3 separate regions of the Homo sapiens genome follow, and regions 2 and 3 are each linked to region 1. Evidence: chromatin loops called from intact Hi-C (ENCODE). Cell type or tissue: PC-3. All regions are shown on one strand. Each heading gives the region's core, and the rest is flanking DNA. Links, peaks and the distances in the headings are about the cores only.

What was found. A loop is a pair of places that touch in the nucleus more often than their neighbours do. Peaks named below come from ENCODE experiments on the same cell type or tissue, not always from the same donor. Only the 100,000 strongest peaks of a DNase experiment are listed, where the experiment ranks them.
Region 2: it touches region 1 in a loop (4-fold over the local background); 6 of 110 quality-filtered maps call a loop at or near these places.
Region 3: a loop joins it to region 1, with 5 times the contacts of the local background. A loop is called at or near these places in 3 of 110 quality-filtered maps.

The regions. Positions count from the first base shown.
Region 1 is chr1:219,419,368-219,426,513 of GRCh38, reverse strand. The region is part of intron 1 of LOC107984018 (a long non-coding RNA gene); the gene reads left to right. It also overlaps a transcript of LYPLAL1 not described here. Among named protein-coding and RNA genes, the nearest start is that of LYPLAL1-AS1, 130 kb to the left of the region's middle. In PC-3, for the core only: no CTCF peak of the experiment used is centred there; a DNase peak (open chromatin) is centred at 3,573; H3K4me3 peaks cover 491 bases; H3K27ac peaks cover 1,978 bases.
Region 2 is chr1:219,309,140-219,316,285 of GRCh38, reverse strand. It overlaps a transcript of LYPLAL1 not described here. Among named protein-coding and RNA genes, the nearest start is that of LYPLAL1, 140 kb to the right of the region's middle. In PC-3, for the core only: no CTCF peak of the experiment used is centred there; a DNase peak (open chromatin) is centred at 3,065; H3K27ac peaks cover 1,797 bases.
Region 3 is chr1:219,551,918-219,559,063 of GRCh38, reverse strand. LYPLAL1-AS1 (LYPLAL1 antisense RNA 1) reads left to right here and starts at 1,740. Exons shown (of 4, transcript NR_135822.1): 1 at 1,740-1,873. LOC124904514 (a long non-coding RNA gene) reads right to left here and starts at 3,664. Exons shown (of 2, transcript XR_007066882.1): 1 at 3,587-3,664; 2 at 1,357-1,871. RefSeq lists an enhancer at 3,351-4,050. In PC-3, for the core only: no CTCF peak of the experiment used is centred there; DNase peaks (open chromatin) are centred at 3,003 and 3,563; H3K4me3 peaks cover 947 bases; H3K27ac peaks cover 2,480 bases.

The sequences.
Region 1 (7,146 bases), core at 1,038-6,037:
CCCTTACTGCCTCTAATATCAATAATCCTGCTGCTGCCACCACTGTGACATGGCAACAGCTAGTACTTTAAAAACACCTACCACAGAAGCAAAATCTCAGTCATACAATTTTTTTTCCTATGAAACTTCTCTAATGTAAATAGTACATTTCTGAGGAACAGAATTGAAAGCCAATAACACTGAGAGGACAAAGTGAGAAGAACATTAAAAAAACCACTAATGACATAAACTGTTAGATGGCAGAATCCTTTTCTAATTTTCCTTTAGGACAGATTCACCAGGTAGTTTTGTCAGAAGCTTAGATGTATATGAATGGTCATCTTAGGTTTCACCTTTTGTCTCAGCTTCTCTGCAAACAAGCCCAAATTACCCATGGCCCAAACCAAACGTATACACACTCATTTATAAGACTCAGTTGTCAGTTATGTTAAGTTCATTTTCCCATGCTGAGCCCTGAAAGCTTCTTGTGAAGTCTCTACCGTGTGGATCTTACACCTGCACATAACTAGGAAAACAATTTTTAGTTGGTTCTTTAGAACAACAGCGAGGAGAAAAACTCTTCAACAATGGAAGCAGATCTCAAGAGCTACAGAACTTTCCTGAAATGGTAAACATATTACTTGTCTGAGTTAAAAACTTTTTTTTTCTCTTTGTAGGCTACCTGAATTTAGGCAATCCACCATATAGCTCAAGCGTAATGACATACTTAGATAGAATATGGTATCTTTGTATGGTATGACCAGAATGGTAGCAGAATTAACTATAGGATAATAAATGCATTTGATCACTAAAAGTACAAATTTCATGAGCCACTTTGAATGCAGCATTCCCTATGGCCAGGTCCTATACTAAATTCTTTACATGTAATTTCTCCTTGAAGCTTGAAAACAACTCAGTGAGGTTGATGCTACTATTATTGTCCCTGTTCTACAAGTGAGGCAATTGAGGATTAACAAATTTCGGTGGCTTAAGTCTATCAAGGGAGCTGGATGTTACACTAACAATCACACAGAAAAATATATGATTTTAAACTATGTTAACTTTATAGTTAGAGCCAGTAGAGGATAGAAGTGAAGAATCAGGATCTGGCACCTTACTGCTTATATTTTGAATCAAAGCTCTGCCACTAATTAGCTGTGAACTTGGGCAAATCACTAAGCCTGTGCCTCATCTGTAACATGGGATACTAATGGTGCTATGGTCCGAGTGTTTATGTCTCCCCCAAATTCATATGTTGAAATCCTCATTCCCAAGGTGATGTTATTAGAGGTAGAGCCTTGAGAGGTGATTAAGTCATGAAAGTGGACTCCTTATAAATGGGAGGCCTGAAAGGAGCCCCTTGCCCCTTGCACCCTGTGAACACAGTGAGAAAATGCCCTTTATGAACCAGGAAACAAGCCCTCACTAGAGTCTATCAGTGCCTTTGTTTTGGACTTCCCAGCCATCAGAACAATGAGAAATAAATTTATATTGTTGATAAACTACCCAGTCTATGACATTTTGTTATTGTAGTTTGAACGGTTAAGACAAATAGTAACAATTACTGTACGGATTAAGTTAGTTAATATATTTTGAGTGCTTATAAGAATACCCACAACAAGTCCTCAATACATGTTAGCTATATTTTTATTCTTCTCTTATATATAAGAAAAAACAGGGATAGAGAGGTCAAAGTAACTTTGCCATAGGGGTAAAAAGCAAATCTCGAATGTGTCCAAGTCATATCCTAAAACCTACTGCCTTTAGTTATCTTTCTCCCTAAATGTCAGTCCCAACTAAGGGGAGAGGTGGTCCTGCTGGACAAAGCAGGAAGAAAGGGCCGTGATGAGATGGAGAAGCAGTGTGGTGGCCTCTGCTGCAATGAATGGAGGGATGATGATGTTGGTATGAGGATGTCATCAGGACATGTGTTATTTCTGGATGGAGAAATGAGGGAAGATGTCCTCCTCTGATTCTTCACTATCCTCTGACAATCTCGTTGTTGTTCCATGCCCGGTTCCATCCATCTGAAATGGTCCAGGGCACAAAATATACCCAGTTATGATTGTGAACAATTGATCTGGCAGCTACATAGCTAATGTGATGTGGTTTTCAGTCCTCCAACTTGAGCTCACAAGGAGTCTCAGATATTGAATGACTACTTTCTTGACCAAATTTAGATTACTTTAAGCCATTTGAAATTTGATTTTAGAAAGTGTCATATCAGAGCCTAATATATTTGACTTTCTCCTAGAATGATGTCCTGATTAACCTAGAGTGTCAATGCTAAGTTTATAGTTTTATTTAATTAGATGAGTCTTTAAGCCAGAATTAACTGGATTGAAATTCTTTTACGTAAGTCTACCTTCCCTCACAAATTTTCAGAAATGAACTTTTTTCTCTATGCAATTTTTTCTAGTAAATCTAGTTCAATATACAGTGATCTTAATTATTTTCTGTATAAATGTGCCTAATAGTATATTTTATAATATAGTATATTATAATATATATCATATACAGTAAATTATATACTATAGTGTATAGTGATATATACTATACACTGCATTTATAATATAGTACATAATAAAGAATGGTATATACTTTACAAGAGATTGCCTTGGATGAGATTTATTTGTCTTCTACTTTAAACCTTTATAAAACCTCTAAGGATCCAGAAGGGAGAGAGAAAAAGACGGAAAATATTTCTATTTTCCATAACACCTCACATTTATTTTCTACCACTTACTAAGTATAGTGTCTGAGTGATGCTGCTAAAACTCTCTGAGCTTCAGATTTTCATTTGTAACATGCTTTGATATCCTTTCAGGGTTATTGTGAGGTTCTAATTAAAGAATATTCAAATAATCTCTCCATAAACTCCATATAATTGTATAAAAGTGACTATCATTAATGTATACCTAGTAAACAAGTAAATATACAATGCAATGAAGTTGTCTCATTGGACAATTAGAATTCAGTCTTAGTGTTTGGAAAATGACATAGAACCTGGATGTAATAGGTTATTAGGGTTTTATATATCTCACTCAAAAATTCATTTATGTACTTGGTATTTGCCTGTGTTCAATCTACTGCTCAAAGCCCAGTGAATCACCATAGCAAAACGAAACACATTCACCCTCTTCAAGGAGCTTATTAGGAAAGCACAGACACATAACCATAACACAGAGTTGAATGTCACTAACACTGGGACATGATGGGCTGAAGACCAAAATGTCTATGGACATTTTGGGTGGAGATATCGGCCAGTAGATTACTTCCAGTTGGTAAGAGCAGAAAGCCAGAAAGTCCAAGAACACTGTATGAAGAAGAAAGGTTTTCCTCAGCCCTGAGTAATGATGTGTTGTACATGTGGCTGCTAGAAGTAAGGTGTGAAGAGAGGATGAGTGAGTAGAGAGGGGTGTTCTAGGCAAAATGAACTCTGTGAGCAAAAACATCAAGGTGGGAAAAATTTAGACTGCTGTTTCTCAAAGTATGGTCAGGGGTTTTCCTGCTTCGTGAATGATGAACAATTGCATGCTCCGTCATGGGTTCTTGTGGGAAGGAGGGATGTGCAAGCTCATGGATTTTCATTTTTATAATGACTAAGAACAAACCATTACCAACTGAGTAAGTGAATGACCAAAGATGACTAATATTTGGTACACATACAGCAACATTTATGTTACTAGAATTTTCATAGGTCTGTAACTCCATATCCTAAGAAGTCTGAGTAGCAAGATCAAGTTTCTGCTGTCTTTTCACACACACAGATAGTTAAAAGCCTGCTCCCCAAGCATCCAACCAACGATTTTATCCAGAAGCAAAATAGTTATTTATGCCTCTTGAATATTATTTTAAGTTGATCCTGGCTTTCAGTTTTTGCTCTCCCATTATTAATTATTTTAAGATGTACTCTTTTTTTTATTCCTGCATAATGGTTGGGCTCAAGCTATTTTCACAGCTACTATATTTTTCTGTATATCTTATCATCAGGGTATTTTCTTCTGGACAAAGAGTATAGGTGATATAAATGATGCTATGTACCCTTTGTCCTGCCATAATCTCTCTCTCCTGCTCTGTGCATGGCATTTGTTTTAATACCCTCCTCTGCCACCCTTGGGAAGTCCTATCTTTCAGGAAGGAAGCTGATGTGAAGGAAAAATACAAAGTTCCTGGTTCTGTAGATCAGGGGCTGGTTAATTATGACCCAAAAGCCAAATCCAGCCTGCAACCTGTTTATGTAGATAAAGTTTTATTGGAACACAGTTATTTCCATTCATTTATACATGATCTGTGGTTGCTATTGCACTACAATGACAGAATTAAGTAATTCCAACAAAGTTTCAGAAATCTTAACAATTTACTAATTGCCCTTTTACAGAAAACATCTTCTAACTCCTGTTCACCATGGTACTAATAACTATTTTCCAAATGGAAACCTTGGGAAAAAATGGTATGTGGTGTTTCTTAAGAGATCAACCAGCGTAGGTTGTGTTAACTTCAAAGCTTAGAGTGACTGACCACTTTTGGAAGGACAGTGTTATAAACTCCTCTGTCATCCTGAAAGGGCACAATCAAATTTTTGTTGGTGAAAGAGAAATACACAAAATGCGAATGATTGCTTGATGAATAATAACAAAGAGTAACCACCTAAAAAACGTTAAAGTAATCCTTTAACTTCGTAAGGTTTTCCAATTCTTTCAATATTCTTTATTTAATTATTTTTAGTCACTCTCTAAATCTACCTTTTTTTCCGAGAAACTAGCTCATCCTGAAGCTCCCCTCACCCTCCTGCTATCCTCCTTCTCCTTTTATTCCTCCTCATCTTCTGTTTTGTCACACATCCATCTCATGGCACTACTTATATATCTTGTAGGATAATAGAATCTCTAGATGTTTTTCAATGGCTTTGAGGATGAACAAACATCTTTGGAATCAGTGCTCAAATTTGAGTTTTATCAGCAGAATATTATGTAATTAATATGATGAACACAGCATAAGCATTGCTCACTTTCAACAGTAAAAATATCTTAAACTCAACAACCTTGTGAATAATCTATCTGAGATTTGAGGAAGTTGAATAGCCTCCTCAGGTGCTTGTAAATGGTAGAATTGGCTATGAATGCAACTTCGGCTGACCCTCCAGGGTTCTCAGATAGGGTCTTCATGTTGTTCTCTCATGATCTGGTTTTCCTATAGTGAAGTCAATGACTTTTACCCTGAAAAACATGATGGGCCACTGGATTGGATAGCTAAAAATTCATTTTGTATTTATGTCACTTAACTCTGACAGTTCTGTAGCTGGATTGATTAGATGTCCCAACTAGTTAATAAATTGGGCCTAACTCTTTATGTCAAAATCATTATTAAAAGGTTACACTCAGTTCACCAAAGTTGTGAAATATTTCAGGTCATACTGGGAGGCATTTCTGGTTTATTGGCCATGTCAAATCTCAAGCAAATTGTTTACTTCTCACTTGAATTTTTATTTAAAAATCCAAATTTCACAACTGGTTCAGATTTCCCAGGAGTATTTGCTTAAAGTAGACTCCATTTAGAAATAACTGATATATTTCCAAATTAAAAGAACTAAGATGTAAGAATAAAAATTTCAGAATGGACTTAAATTACTGTTTTGAAAGAGCATGCTACATCTACTTATATGAAATTCACCTTTAAAAGTAATCCCTGAAGCTTAGAAAGCCAGAATTTATAGTAATGGGGTAGTTAGAAAAAAATTTTAAAAGATGCCATAGTAAGAAAAAATAAGTGGTTCTAATTATTATGCCTTTGTTTCTCCTGAAATGTGTTTTTCCATGATACTTCAATATTTATCTTGCAGGTGGTCAGCAATTTTATTACAAATGACAAATCCACTCATACAATGGCAGCATTACCAAATTATAAAACAAGTCACTGGAGAAAAAAAAAATTAGGCTATGTGTACGCTGCTCATGGGATTTGCAAAACCATCAGTGTATGAGCTGCTCTGAACTAAACGTTTGACTACAAAATTAAGGGGAATGAGTGGGTGATTTCTACTTTCCAAGGACAGCTTCCACCACTAGTTTACAAGCATATGGTAACTGAGAATATTCTTGATATTGCAATACAACGATGATCTTTTCTTAGGATTATGAAAAGGTAGAGGATGCAATCAAAATAGAGTGCAAATTATTCGGGTTAATATTTAAATTATAACCTTGGCTCACACAGCAGTATCCCCTCAAACCTTTTATTTGGTGAAATTAAATCTTGAATACTGTAATTCTGAATTTTCTGAATTTCAACAAGACTTTTCTGAAGCCTTTGGGGTAACAAATTAATATTTAACACTGTGAGTGACTTTCATCTATTACTTGGCATGGCTGTTCTTGGAGTTCACAAGTCAATTCCTTTCCTCAGGGGCTTTGCCCCAAGTCTTCCTGCCAAGATCTATGGTTCTTTCCCTGCTGAAAGTTACTCCTCTGTGAACTTTGCCCAAGTTCTGTAGATAATAAAGAATCAGGAAGAAGTGAAGATAGTTGTTCCCTTTCCCAAGCAAGGGGACCTGGTCCCTGTGGTTTTGGCACCAGCTTCAGGCCTACCAGGTAGTGCTCATGAGGATTTAGCATAGAAATTAAGAACTCTGACTACCACTTTTAGACTTTGGGAAGCTAGCTGTACACATATTTCCTTCCAGAGGCGCCTTAATTATACAATGAAGCCAAGATACTCCAGGTTGTTTACCTGTATCTGCCTTAATCTGCTATTGTTGGTGATGTCCTGGGACACCTGTGCAGAGGCTGGACCCCCTACCCCCACAGTCAGGACATAACAGGAGAGAACACCGCCCAGCCTCAGAGGGGAAACAGCCATAAACATCCCCTTGGTCCAGCTAATAATGTGTAAGCTAATGATGTGGAAGCTAAAGCACATTTGTCTCTCTCTCTCTCTCTCTGTGTGTGTGTGTGTGTGTGTGTGTGTGTGTGTGTGTGTGTGTGTGTTGGGCTAGGGCTCAGAAACCCAAAGAGGAACCAGAGCATGCACCAACTCTGATCTCTGAAGAGCACAAGCCAAATCATCAGCATTCCTTTTTCTCAATAATCAGGAAGAGGAGGTATCAAGGCCAGAATTTTCATTGAGAGATGATTGCCTGGCTCTGGTGTGGCTGACTACTCACCCATC
Region 2 (7,146 bases), core at 1,107-6,106, 110 kb after region 1:
TAGAATGCAAGGATGGTTCAACTTAAAAAAGTCAATCAATGTAATATACCACATTAACAGAATGAAGAGGATGTAGAAATGGTAATTTTAATTGATGCAGAAAAAACATTTAACAAAATTCAATAATCTTTGATGATAAACACCATGATCTTAATTTTGCTAATACCAGCCTTCATCAACTGAGCTAAATAGTCATGATCAAAACCTGTAAGCGTATCTGCTTCTATAAAATAATATTAATATTATTGGATCTTTGAGATAGGTTTGTCCTTATACGTACATGTAGCTTTTCACCAAATTTTTTCTTGCCATGGGGCATTTTTTTTCCATTTAATTATAATGAGAAGTTTTCTTGAAATATTTAGCTATCCACATTGTCTTCTGAAATACAATAAAGAATTTAAATTATTCCATTAGCTTTTAGGGGATGGACTGCCCATCCCTAAGTTTTTGAAGAAAAACACCCTAACTTTTAAATGTACTTATTTCTAAAGTTTTGCTGTTTCCTTATTTGTCTCTGAAATTTTGCCAGTATCTGCTGATATTTTTGTAGTATTTATAATCACCAGAACTCCCAACAGTTCATATCCTGGAACTAAAGATGGGTGAAACCAGTTGTATTGGAGGTGGGTTGGTGAACATCTTGAACTATTTTTCAAATTGTGTTTGGGGTTCAAGGAAAACCAAAACACATTTTCATATTTTACCAAGAACTTTTTTTCCTCCTAATTTTAAAATGATGTCTATTTTAAGGGAAATTTAATCCATATGTTACTAAATTCCTTACACTTACCTCATCAAAATTTGTTTCTGTAAGAGCTATTTGATGTGCAAGAAGCCTTGGGAGTTGTTTTATGAGAGCTTTTTATGAGGAGTTTTTTTTTCTTAGAAACAGGAAGTCAAATTTTCTAGGCGAAGATTGACTCAAGTACAGCTTTTGCCAACTGTAAATTGCCTAATCAGTCAAAAGTCCTAAATTTCATAAAAATTTTTGACTTATCAAAATTTATATGAATCCTGATGATGTTACATTAATTTCTTGTATTTGCTTTTGCACATCGTCTTAACGATTCTTACAAGGTACTATTTCTATAATAACATATCACGCTTTTTAAAGGCAAAGATTTCAGTTTTAATCTAAATTTGAGATTCCCAATAATACTTAAAATATCTATTATATTTCTCATTTATGCTAAGATCTGGTTATGTTACCAACAGTAAAGCTTACAGAATCAACCCCTCCTCAAAACATACACACCCATACTCACACACACACACACAAACATCCATCCCAACATGTACACACACAAATATCAAACATATAGTTATTATTCTATTATTCAGATGCTTCTTTTAAGACACTGTTTTCCAAAGAATTTTCATTGAGTCACTTGCATCAGAATCACCTGTGGTATTTGTTAAAACGAAGATTCTAAGACCTCATCTCAGGCCTACTGAGTCAAAATCTTTGCGTTAATGGATCAATAAAGACATGCTAGCTCAAGATTCACAATATATTATCAAATGAAACAGTGTATTTAAAAACTCTCTGTCAGCCAGGCGCAGTGGCTCATGCCTGTAATCCCTGCACTTTGGGAGGCCGAGGTGGGTGGATCACGAAGTCAGGAGATCGAGACCACGGTGAAACCCCGTCTCTACTAAAAATACGAAAAATTAGCTGGGCGCGGTGGTGGTCGCCTGTAGGCCCAGCTATTAGGGAGGCTGAGGCAGGAGAACAGCCTGAACCCGGGAGGCGGAGCTTGCAGCTAGCCGAGATTGCGCCACTGCACTCCAGCCTGGGCGACAGAGCGAAACTCCATCTCAAAAAAGAAAAAAAGAAAAAGAAAAAAAATAAAAACTCTCTGTCAACCATTGCGGAAAGCAGTTTGGTGATTTCTCAAAGAGGTTAAAACAGAATTACCATTTGATACAGCAATCCCATTATTGGGTATATGCCCAAAGGAATATAAATTGTTCTACAATAAAGACATGCACATGTATATTCATCACAGCATTATTCACAATAGTAAAGACATGGAATCAGCCTAAATGCCCAATGATGGTAGATTTGATTTAAAAATGTGGTACATATGCACAATGGAATATTATGCAGTCATAAAAATAATGACGTCATGCCCTTTGAAGCAACATGGTTGGAGCTGGAGGCTGTTATCCTAAGAAAACTGACACCAGAACAGAAAACAAAATACTGCATGTTCTCACTTATAAGTGGGAGCTAAACACGGAGTGCATATGGACACAAAGAAGGGAACAACAGACACTGGGGCCCACTTGAGGGTGGAGGGTGAAAAGAGTGTGAAGATAAAAAGAACTATCTATCAGGTACTATGCTTATTATTTGGGTAACAAAATAATCTGTACATCAAACCCCTGTGACACTCAATTTACCTATGTAACAGACTTGCACATGAACCTAAAATAAAAGTTTAAAGGCCGGGTGGGTGGCTCATGCCTGTAATCCCAGCACTTTGGGAGGCCGAGGTGGGTGGATCCCTTGAGGTCAGGAGTTGGAGACCAGCCTGGCCAACATGGTGAAACCCTGTCTCTACTAAAAGTACAAAAATTAACTGAGTGTGGTGGTGGGCATCTGTAATCCCAGCTATCTGGGAGGCTGAGGCAGGAGAATCACATGAACCCGGAAGTATGTGGAGGTTGCAGTGAGCCAAGATCATGCCTCTCATCACTGTACTCCAGCCTGGGTGACAGAGTGAAACTCTATCTCAAAAAAAAAAAAAGTTTTTTTAAAAAGAAAACTCTCTGAAAACGTAAGATGCTATAAAAATTTATTTTTGAATAAATTTTCACACAGCCTTTCCCCTTCTTGCTGGAATTTGGGTATGCTGCTGAAAGAGGAGCAGCTGTCTTGTGAGTGCAAAGTCACCAACATGAGGATAAAAGCTATAACCTTAAAGGTGGCTTTTGTCACATGAGAAAAATAAAACTATTTGTTTAAGACAAACCCAATATAATCCTAAATGGTACACTGACGTTAAGTAGTTTGTTGTTGGTGACTCACAACTCAGTAGTGGCGGTAGACAGTGAACTCCTTTCCACTTGTCCAGAGCCCACATTCTTTCACTTATGACTTGTTCTATGTTATCATTTCCCAAGGGTCACAGCACATGGCTCTACACTGGATGATATAAAGGATTATAAACATGAAGAGACAGAACAACGAGATCTGCCTTCCAAAAACTTACAGATAGGCAGGCAAGATAAGGCATAGTCACAATAACCTACAATACTATAACCTATAATACTAAACAGAAAAAGAGATGTTAGAAGACAGGAATCATTGAAGTGTGACTGTATTATTAGTATCATCATTCATAATCATTGTAAGGACTATTATCGGTAGTTGTAGTCACAGTGATAAGACTTCTGGTTAGTAAGCTGTCACTTCAGTGCTTCCTCTCTACATCTCTGGAGGGCCCACCAATAGACCAGGAGAAGAGGAACTGCTACCTTCTCTAACGCAGCCTATCGCCTTCAGGTACAAATTCAGCCCAATACCACCTGAAGTCATATGCTTTGACTGTTGTTAGATTTGGGACAAAAATCCCGAGGAGCACTGAAAAAACAGACAAGGTGCCCACAAAAATGCTTTAGAAGAAAGAGGTAGAGAGCCCCTAGTTGCCTTCTCTTTCATGATAGTACTCTTGAAGCTGTGCCGATGAACTGTGCCCCAAGAAAATCTTTCTCCCATACTCAGGTTCTACTGGGCACTCCCAGCCCCAAGGGCTCCCTGGCGTGGTTTCCCCAGGGGTCTGCCTGTATCCTCATGCAGCTGCTCATTGGACACAGCCTTCACTGAGACCTCCTCAACTCCAAAAATGATGTGATATGTGTGTTTTGGTTTTGTTTTGAGGGAGAGGAGGAAAGGAGGCACAAAGAGCCTAGGACAAAGGGTGTGCTTGATCTAAAGAAACAGGGAAAGGAATACTTGAGGTCCCTGGCAAAATTTCAAAGTGAAGTTTATCCAAGCTGTCCTCTCACTCATTCCTCTACAGCCCCTGACCCTCTCCCACCTCTCTGCAGCCCTCACTTGCCCAGCTCTCCTCAGAAGTCCAGTGCCCTCCTTCCTCCTGCAATATGTCCTTCTCCTCAACTTCCCAAGGCACCAAACTTGGGAAAGCACCTTTCCCAAACTGTCCAATGCACCAGCATTCATTCTTCCTCTTTCCTTTCACATCACAAGCTTCTTCCTTTTACAGCAGCTTGGCAAGTGCTCAGAAAGCAGAATGATTAGAGTAATTCAAACAAAAATAAGAAGATTCCACTGTAACCTTCCAACGGGTTTCCTGGATCACACAATATATATTTTTAATGTATAGAATTCAAAATATTATTGGTGAAAAATTTTTATTGGTTAGCAGCAGGAAACCTGTTATTAAAAGCATTCTATGTATTTAGCCAACACTATTTTAATAGAAAGTTACATGAAATATAGAAAAGAAAAAATGCACAGCACCAGGTACAAAATCAGTGCTTAAGAAATGTTTGTTGGATTATGCGTATATTCAAATTCTCACCATTAATATCTGATGTCCTGGTGGTATAATCATGATGCATTTCTTTAACTATGAGAAAGATTAAATGTATTTAAGCCTTTTATCTTGTTTAAAATCTGTATTAGGGAACTACTATATCCAAAACACCATGCTAGGTTGTGAAAAGAGAATGATAGAAAGATGAAAAAGACATGGTGTCCACCTTAAAAAAAAAAAAAACACCTACAACATAGAAGGGAAGGCAAGCCAACGTGTAAATGACATCAAAGATTGGGATTGGTGTTGGTATGGGGGGAATAATGCTGATATTGTTCCTACCAAGAATATTTGTTCCATAGTTCCAAGCAAATATGTTCATACTGCTGACAAATGTCATTCCAGAAAAGTAGATTGATTGCTAATCAGGAATCTGTAGATTACAGCATCCAACACAGTCCATGCATGTTCACACTTCACCATTTTTCAGGTGATATTGCTGCATCTCACAATTTTTAAACTTCAAGAACATATATTGCATTTCTCACTTCCTATTTTCCATTCCATGACTGAAAGATAAAGGTTGTGGTTAAGCACAAACTCCATGTCCAGACTCAGGGAGAAAGAAAAAAAAAAAAAACTCTTAGACTAGATAACTAAGGAAAAAACATTTTCTGCAATAATTTTATATGATGAATAAGACTACAGGGTGGGTAATGTAGAATGGATAAACCAAAATGATAGAATGGATAAGCCAAAGACAATGAAAGTGAATATTTAATCTCTCTCCCTATGAGCCAGGAACTGTGCTAAATGCTTCACCTTCATCAACACTTTTCTTACTTCTCAGCAATCCTTAGACAGTGGAACTATTTTCACTTTACCAAGGAATTGGAGGCTACTAAGAGTTAAATTTTCCAAGAGAAGATAGAGAACATGTAGTTGAACTGAGATGCTAATTCAGGATTTTCTGGCAGCAAAATCCATTTTCTTAACCAGTTTCCTACATGTATTGTTCGTTTTTCCCATAGGGGTAAGGGATATACACTCATGAAAAAATGAAAATCATGAAGACAAATTTTATTTCACTTCACTTTTTTCTCAAGACTGCCATTATTTCATTTCCCCCCTACTCTATAATTCATAGCATGGCCTTTGCTTTTAGTTGATCTGAGTCACAAAATGTGCTTTGAAGTCCAAGCTTAGACAAAGTGAGATAAGGGCAGGCTCCAACCATCCTCAAAGCGTTCCCATTTTGTTTATTTTACTCACAGGCCTTGATCTTTTGATCTGTTTGTTCCTGCTTTCAGGACACTTGAGTGCTTGCTTATGGCATGTCTTCCAACTCAAATCAGCTATTCAAACCCACAAATTCCAATCTGGGCTCTTGTGAGTTAAGGTTCCCAGGTTCTTGGAAAGCCATGGGGACCTCAGATAGGGAGCAGGCAGGGCTGACTGCATGTGAGAAAATGAGGGAGTAAAAACTATTGGATTTATTATTCATCACCCCCATAAATAGGTACAATGTTTTTGTACCTTGAAAACAGTCAAAAACATTCCCTCCCTTTCAGTGTGTGTCACTTTGATCTTCTCAACAACACAGGGAGGAGTGTTATAATCTCACTTTGGTTTATAGATGAGGTAACAGACTTGGAGTGTTCACTCCATCAGTAAATAGCAAAGCTGAGGCTCAGTCTCAGATCTTCCAACCCCTAATAATATTATTTCCCAGAGAGCACACTATCACTACCTTTTAAATGCTAAATTTTATCTTCATTAAATAAGAAATGTAACCAGTTCAGTGTCAATGAGGGCAACTTAAGTAGATCAAAACTAAGACTGGGATTCCAACTCACTTACCATTTTGGTTTCTGTGACTTCTAGTCACTGACATGACAACACATGGTAGTAACTGGGTTCTAACAAGCTAAGATATAAGTCCTGTGTCTTGAGATGAATATTGTATTAGTCCATTTTCATGCTGCTGATAAAGACATACCTGAGACTGGGAAGAAAAAGAGGTTTAATTGAACTTACAGTTCCACATGGCTGGGGAGGCCTCAGAATCATGGCAGAAGGCAAAAGGCATTTCTTACATGGTGAAGGCGACAGAAAATGAGGAAGATGCAAAAGCAGAAACCCCTGATGAAATCATCAGATCTCATGAGATTTATTCACAACCACGAGAAGAGTATGGGGGACACCTCCTCCATGATTCAAATTTTCTCCCCCGGGTTCCTCCCACAACACATGGGAATTATGGGAGTACAGTTCAAGATGAGATATGGGTGGGGACACAGAGACAAAGCATATCATTCAGCCCCAGCCCCACCAAATCTCATGTCCTCACATTTCAAAACCAATTATGCCTTCCCAACAGTCCCCCAAAGTCTTAACTCATTTCAGCATTGACCCAAAAGTCCACAGTCCAAAGTCTCATCAGAGACAAGGCAAATCCCTTCTGCCTACTAGCCTGTAAAATGGAAAGCAAGCTAGTTACTTCCTAGATACAATGGGGGTACACAGGTATTGGGTAAATACAGCCATTCCAGATGGGAGAAACTGGCCATAACAAAGGGGTTTTGCAAAACAAAGGGCTCATGAAAGTCTCATGCAAGGCTCATGCAAGTCTCAAATC
Region 3 (7,146 bases), core at 1,504-6,503, 130 kb before region 1:
CAATTACACAGTGAATATTTAGGAAAAACAAGCTAGAAATCATAGTCTCAGAGCCTACATCTATGTTCAGACACTCAGAAATCTGGTTGAAAGGGTTGAAATCTGTGATTGCCATTAAGATTCATTTTGAGGTCTAGCGATATATTTTTTAAATGTTCTGTATTTGATGTTTTTCAAATTGCAAATGATAGTTCATACTTTTTTAAAAAGTAAATGTACTAATAGAAAATAAAGGTGTAAAGGGCAAAACTACACATCTCAGGGCCACCATATATGGTTGGGAAAGTTCTGCGTTGCAGAAGGGCATAACAGCTCATGCGGTTCCTGTCATGGCAGACAGTGAAGATTTTTATATTTATTACAGTAATTTTTTAGTAGATGACAGTATATTATGACAATGTTCCAACAGAGAGAAATAAAGTGTCTTGAGTAAGGGGTATCTTTAATTGGCAGCATCTCTGGTTACTCTCCAAACCCATGTCCTTTCGTTGACTTTTTTTTTTTTTTTTTTTTGAGACGAAGTCTTGCTCTGTCACCCAGGCTGGAGTGCAGTGGCGCGATCTCGGCTCACTGCAAGCTCCGTCTCCCAGGCTCACTGCAAGCTCTGCCTCCCAGGTTCACGCCATTCTCCTGCCTCAGCCTCCCCAGTAGCTGGGACTACATCGTCGCATTCTTATATTGCTGAATCAATAATATCTGACAGAAATCGTCTAAGTCGACTGATGTTTTCAATGGAGGTGTCCTATCTCTTATACAACTTATGATGTGAACTTGAAAGGCCTAATGGGATATAGTAGCTACTGATAGCTCATATTTCAAGCAACCATGTACATAAAATCATCAGAATTTTAATTTTGCCATGTAATTCAGTGGAACATTTCTGTAATCGATGCTCATGTTAATGTTAGAGAAAAGCATTGCCTCATCTTGAAATACTTTCTAAACTTTCGAAGAAAGGTTAAATTATATTCAAGATTTGTGTAGTGTTGGATTTTTTTTTTGGTTATGCTCTTTGAAAATGGTTGATCTATTGCTTATATGTGCAATGAGTCTTTGTTTGTTTGTTGGTTGGTTTGTTTTTGACACATGGTCTTGCTCTGTCGCCCAGGCTGGAGTGCAGTGGCATAATCTCGGCTCACTGCAATCCCTGCCTCTCAAGCTCAAGCGATCTCCCACTCAGCCTCTCAAGTAGCTGGGACTACAAGCATGCACACCTCCACACCCAGCTAATTTTTGTATTTTTTTTGTAGAAATGGGGTTTCATCATATTGCCCAGGCTGGTCGCGAACTCCTGGGCTCAAGCAATCGGCCCACCTTGACCTCCCAAAGAGCTGAAATGAGAGGTGTGAGCCATTGTGCCCAGCCTGTGCAATGAGTCTTTATTGGAATAAATTAAATTACATATTTATATGGGGCTTCAAAACATCTTCCCATAACCTTGGTATTTGATCTTTGCAACTGCAACAATATAAGGCAGGAAGTGTCAGTTTCCCAGTTTCCCTGTAGAGGAAGAAGCATTGGCTTAGTACTGTGGTTTGAATGTCCTCTCCAAAACTCATGTTGAAACTTAATCCCCAATGTGGCAGTATTGAGAGGTGGGCCTTTACGAGGTGATTGGTTATGAGGGCTTGGCCTTCATGGATGGATTAATCCATTCTTCAATTAATGGGTTAATGGATTAATGAGTTATCATGGGAAGGGAACTGGTGGCTTATAAGAAGAGGAAGAGAGTGCTAAGTGGGCACATGGGAGCACCCTCAGCTCCCTCTCCATGGGATACCCTGTGGGGCACTTCAGAGTCCCCACCAGCAAGAAGGCTCTCTCTCACCAGATGTGCCCCCCGCCAACCTTGGATGTCTCAGTCTCCAGAACTGTAAGACATAAATTTTGTTTCTTATAAATTATCCAATTTCAGATAGTCTCTTATAAACATTCAAAAACAAACAAAGACATTTTGAGAGGATGAGTATCTTGCTCAAGGCCCTGTGATCACAAAGATGCAGGGCCAGTTGGGTACTCAGTCTTTATAGGGCCCCACAGTGCTTTAGAGGGGAAATAATAAGAACCCACCATTTTCTGACCACCCTAATTAATTGGGGATTTGCTCTGCTTTGGATACTATAAAAGATACCAGTACAGCTCATGGGATCAATGTCCTCTTCTTCGCTAGAGGAGTCCCTTGCTGTGATTCTCTTGGATACATTTTAGGACTTTCTTCCGTGTTTCTCAAATGCCATAGGAACGCATTTGCTTCCACTTTCTGCCCTATCCCACCGATCTCCTTCCTACCTCTCACACACATTTGAAAGGCTGAATGAGTCTACTAATGATTTTAGTGACTGAAATGCAATCTAATAGAATAATAGACTATTAATTAACATCAATAAATAATGTACTTTTGTTCAAGTTTACAGTTATAGTGGTTTATAGCTACCAGCACTTTACAGTTTACAAAAACCCTTTCCTTCATTAACATCTAAAAATAATCTCCTGTTGGATTGGATAGATCTGACTTTAGTTAAGCCTCATGATTTTAGCTTTCTGGAGTGGGGAGAGGGGCATATACTTTAGAATAAAACCATTTCAGTAAGGTGTGATGAAATTAAACTTAGGTCACGGTGTTTAGTTAACATCTCAGGAACACCACCACCAATGAAAAGCAAAGCCTTCTTCCTTTTAAATTAAATAATGAATAGTTGGATATTTTTGTTAGGAGCTGGTGGGTTAGGTAACTGCACTTATTTACATTTTAGAATTACAGGCTAAAGACTAATTAACTGGTTAGAGCATATGCAATGGACCGTGGCAGTCTGCAAAGATTAACAAATTAATTAGTTATTTCCATCCGTTACAATTTTATTCTTTTCCTTGGAAATGAGTGGCCTGTTGATTTCAGCCTTTAAAAGTTTCAGAGCAGGGCTGTTCATTCAGCTTTCTGAATGGCTGAATAGAACAATAAGATTGTGTAACAACTGGGACACGTCAGTGCCTTCGTCAGGGGATAATGTAAGCTATAGAAAGCCCTTTTCATCTTTTAGCAAGGGCCCATTATTCCTATGTATCTCTCTTCTCTGCTTTATGAAAAGGTTTGTACAGTAAATAATGACCAACTATGTAGTAGTTCTTTCTTCTTTTGCCAAGCTCTTTTTAGCTTTGGCAGCAATTTTGTTTTCCCTGTCATCATCTAATGTCTATTTATTTTACATTGCTACAAAGCCAGTGAAATTCCCTTATAAATCCCAGGTCATGAAGATGAAGCAGCAATTCGATTCCTTTTATTAAACGTCTCCAGTGTCCTCTGCTTTTTCTAATTAGGTTCAAAGTGGTCAGTGGCTTAAAAAGCCTCTGGGCAGGAATCAAATCTGTTTGAACAACGCATTCCTAAAGGCCATGCATATTAGATCCTTGGATTTAATTAGAGGAGAGGTATCAAAACTCAGATACTCTCTGGATGCATTTAGGATTGTCACCGAAAGGTCCTGTTTCTACACAGGCTATTTGACCAAATTCCTCTCCTCCCTTTGGCTCTCCCTCCCCTCAACATACAATAGACATTAGGTATTCAGAGCCTGGGGCTATTACTCACCACTGGTTCTCAGAGGCTGCAGTTTTCTTTTGTCAGCATTGCCACAGCATGAAGGTGAGAACAAGAAGCTCTGAAACTGAAGAGAAAAAGATAAAAGGAAAAGTATGCAGGAGAAAAGAGAGGCTCTTTAACTGCTCTGTCAACTCGATTTCTCTCCTCTGCCCCAGGCGTGTTCTGAAGATGGATGGGCGTAGGTACAGGTGGTACATGACAGCAGCTGTGATTTCCATCTGGGTACCATTTAGGAGCAGATAGATTTTTCAGGCCATAGTCTCTTTCAATTGTTGTGGTTAGAGAGCGAAAGTGAGAGGCCCACTGTGTTTTCTTCCACCTCAGGTGCTATTGTTCCAAACCATTGTTTCTCCCAGGGTTGGCTTGCTATCAAAGAAGAGAATTAGAAGGGAATTATTTGATTGTGGGGTGAGTGAATGCGAGAGTTAACTGATGAGAGGTGGTGGAGCTCAGACGCAAACCATCTCATGGAATACATTAGATATTAGATTTATCCAACACGTACTCCTCATATTGTCTATTTCCCTCCTTCTAAGCTATAAGACTGTCAGGGGACACGGTGCTCTTCTGGGGAGTAATGTACACATTTGTGTCTGTGCAGTGCTAAAACAACTGGTTGAACTGTGAAAAATTCAGTACATTAACTAAAGCTCATTTTTGGTTGTGCTAAGAAACCAGCTTCTCTTTTACCTCTATGACAGAATTGACAGGTGTCTACATGTGATGCCAGGACAACCACCCCAGCCAATGGGTTCTTCCCAACAAAAACATTTTTAAAATATTACATATCTGAAAATATTTTAAGTACGCTATTTGATCAAATTTTTTCTTAAGTCTAACTTGCTATTTTTTTAAATTGAACATTTGTGTTTTTTAACCAGCTGTATCAGTGTGACATGGGCATGATAGAATTAAATAATTGTTTTGGAGTAAATTTTCTCTATAGTTTGTTCTCTATGTCTTTTCAACTCACCTGTCAGGGACATCTATAAGAGTCAGGCTGTTTTCTGCTCTTCACAGATGTTTTTAGGGGTGAAAGTTGGTGATTTTCCATCAACTAAAAATGCTTTTTGTCAAAGAGACAGCACCAATGATGTGCTCAAGGGCCTAGTTCTTCATGTGATTTGGATTTGAGACCCGAGGTGTTTCACAAGCATTCACAAGAATTAGCAAATCTGATCGAGGGAGAGATTGCAATATCTTTTCTGGCAAACCAAGCTCCTTTTTCTTTGTTAATATGGACATTTTCCAATGTTGACCCAGATTCTTCAGCTTTCCTAATGTATTCAAGGTCAATGCTTCTATCCCTAAGGAAAAACCATTCGTGAGAGCCATGATCAAGGTTGATTTTATTTTGCCCCCTAGTTGACTGCCCTTTTACCTCCCAAAATCCAGAAAATAAAGTAAGAACATGTTGGTAAATATGATGAAAGAGTACTTGATTCTTGCATTGAGTTTTAGAAGGAAGAATTCCTGGGCAGGGGGAAGCTAAGAGTGAGGTGGTGATGGTGGATGAGGTTAGGGGGTTAGCAGTTACATAAACAGAACATCTGGAGCTGTGATCCAGGGTTTTTTTAAGAAGTCATGCCAAAAAAAGTAAAAATAAACAGTTGTAATTAATTTTAACAATAAATTTTGTTTAACTTAATACAGTATATCCAAAATAATATCATTTGGACATGTAATTAATATAAAATTATTAATGAGATATTTAATCTTCTTTTGTTGTACTAAATCTTCAAAATCTTGTGCATTTTTTGCATTTATAGCACATTCCTCAGTAGCAATGTGAGGCTAATGGCTACTGTACTGGACAGTATAGATCTGGTGTGAACAGGTAAAGGAGAACTAGTTTTCACTGAGCACTTTCTATGTGCAAGGCATTATAGTAGTTACTAATATAGATTATGGTTAGCTTTCATAACCACCCTGGGAGGTGCTTATTATTTCCATTTTACAGAAGAATGGATGTAGCCATAACATTTATTATCCAAACTGGGGCCCTTTCAGAATGATAAGGCAACTTTTATTAATTATCAAGGGACAACAGGTATAGCTTGTACTGTACCAGGAAAAGTGGAAGGAATGGTCACCCTAGATGGGAAAAGAGGCTAGAATAAATTAACTAACATGCTCAAGATCCTAAAGCTCATAAATGGCAGCATGTTTTAAGATTTAAAGCCACATCTATTTGTGTCAAAAGCTCATGCTTAGAACGAGACTCCAGTATTTTTTCTAGATTTCTCCCTTGATGATTTGGTTAACCATTCTAACTTAGAAGTATTGGTCTCAAAATCTGTTGACAGCCTGGTTTTCCATTAAGCAAAAAACAAACAAGACAAACAAACAAAAAAACAACTTAGAGTCTACCTCTGTTCTTAGAAAGGCCCTTCCAAGGAAACAGAACTTACACAGAGGTTGACTACACACCTGTCATTTTTAGCAGAGCTTAGACCCCTTAGCTGTGTTATTTGGTGGCAGGTGGGAGTGTGGTGGAGATTGCAGGCAATTTTCTCTCAATGCTCTGGTTCACCCCATTGCTTTCCCTGTTGGAAAACATATCACTGGAATCTGTTTACAGACTTGTAAGAGGGCCAGAAATGAATATAGGAAACAAAAACATCATGCCCTATTCTGGGAAAACTGTTACTCTGTTCACAACAATTCTGACACCAAATGTGTGTTTTTTTTTTTTTTCCATACCAAGCAATTCAAGTCCCTGGACACCAACCATGTGTCCTACAACTCAATTCAATACTAACTCTCATTATGTGGAGTTAGCACAGACCTCACAGGTTAAGGGCTCAGCCCCACAAGACTGCCCCCGTTCACTTTAGATGCCAATTGCAAGTCTGGATCACTTGTACTTCTGACTGATCTTGAGGTCTTAATCAGGGATTCTCATAACCCTTTCCTTGGTTTGCTAATTTGCTAGAATGGCACACAAAACTCAGGAAAACATTTACTTATATTTACCAGCTCATTGTAAAGAGTATTATAAAGGATATGGATGAACCAAATGAAAAGGTACATAGGCTGAGGTCCAGAAGAATCGTGAGTACAGGAGCTATTGTCCCTGTGATGTTGTGAATAACAAAGACACTCCTATCACTCAGGAAATTCCAAGGGTTTTAAGAGCTTTGCACCAGAAACTGGAGACAAAGACCAAATATATTTCTTATTAGAAATATTATAATTATACACCTACTTTCTCCATCTCCCTTTAGCTCCCCAGAATAATAAGACTTTCTTCATCTCCAATGTAAGCAAGTGGGTTCTCTGGTCCTTGGTCAGCATTTCTCCATTTGCCTGACTGTTCTGAGATGATCTCTTCCTCAGAAATACATTCATTGTCTCCTTTAAGTGATGCCAGAGCTAATGATGACCATAGGAAATCAAGATACAACAGAAGGAAGGTCTGGGACCGTTAATGTAAAGCCAGCATTTATTGAGTGATTACTATGTGCCAGACACTGCTTTAATTGTTTTGTATCTTTAACATGTTTAATCCCAACAACAAGTCTATGGTACGGGAACTATAATTATCC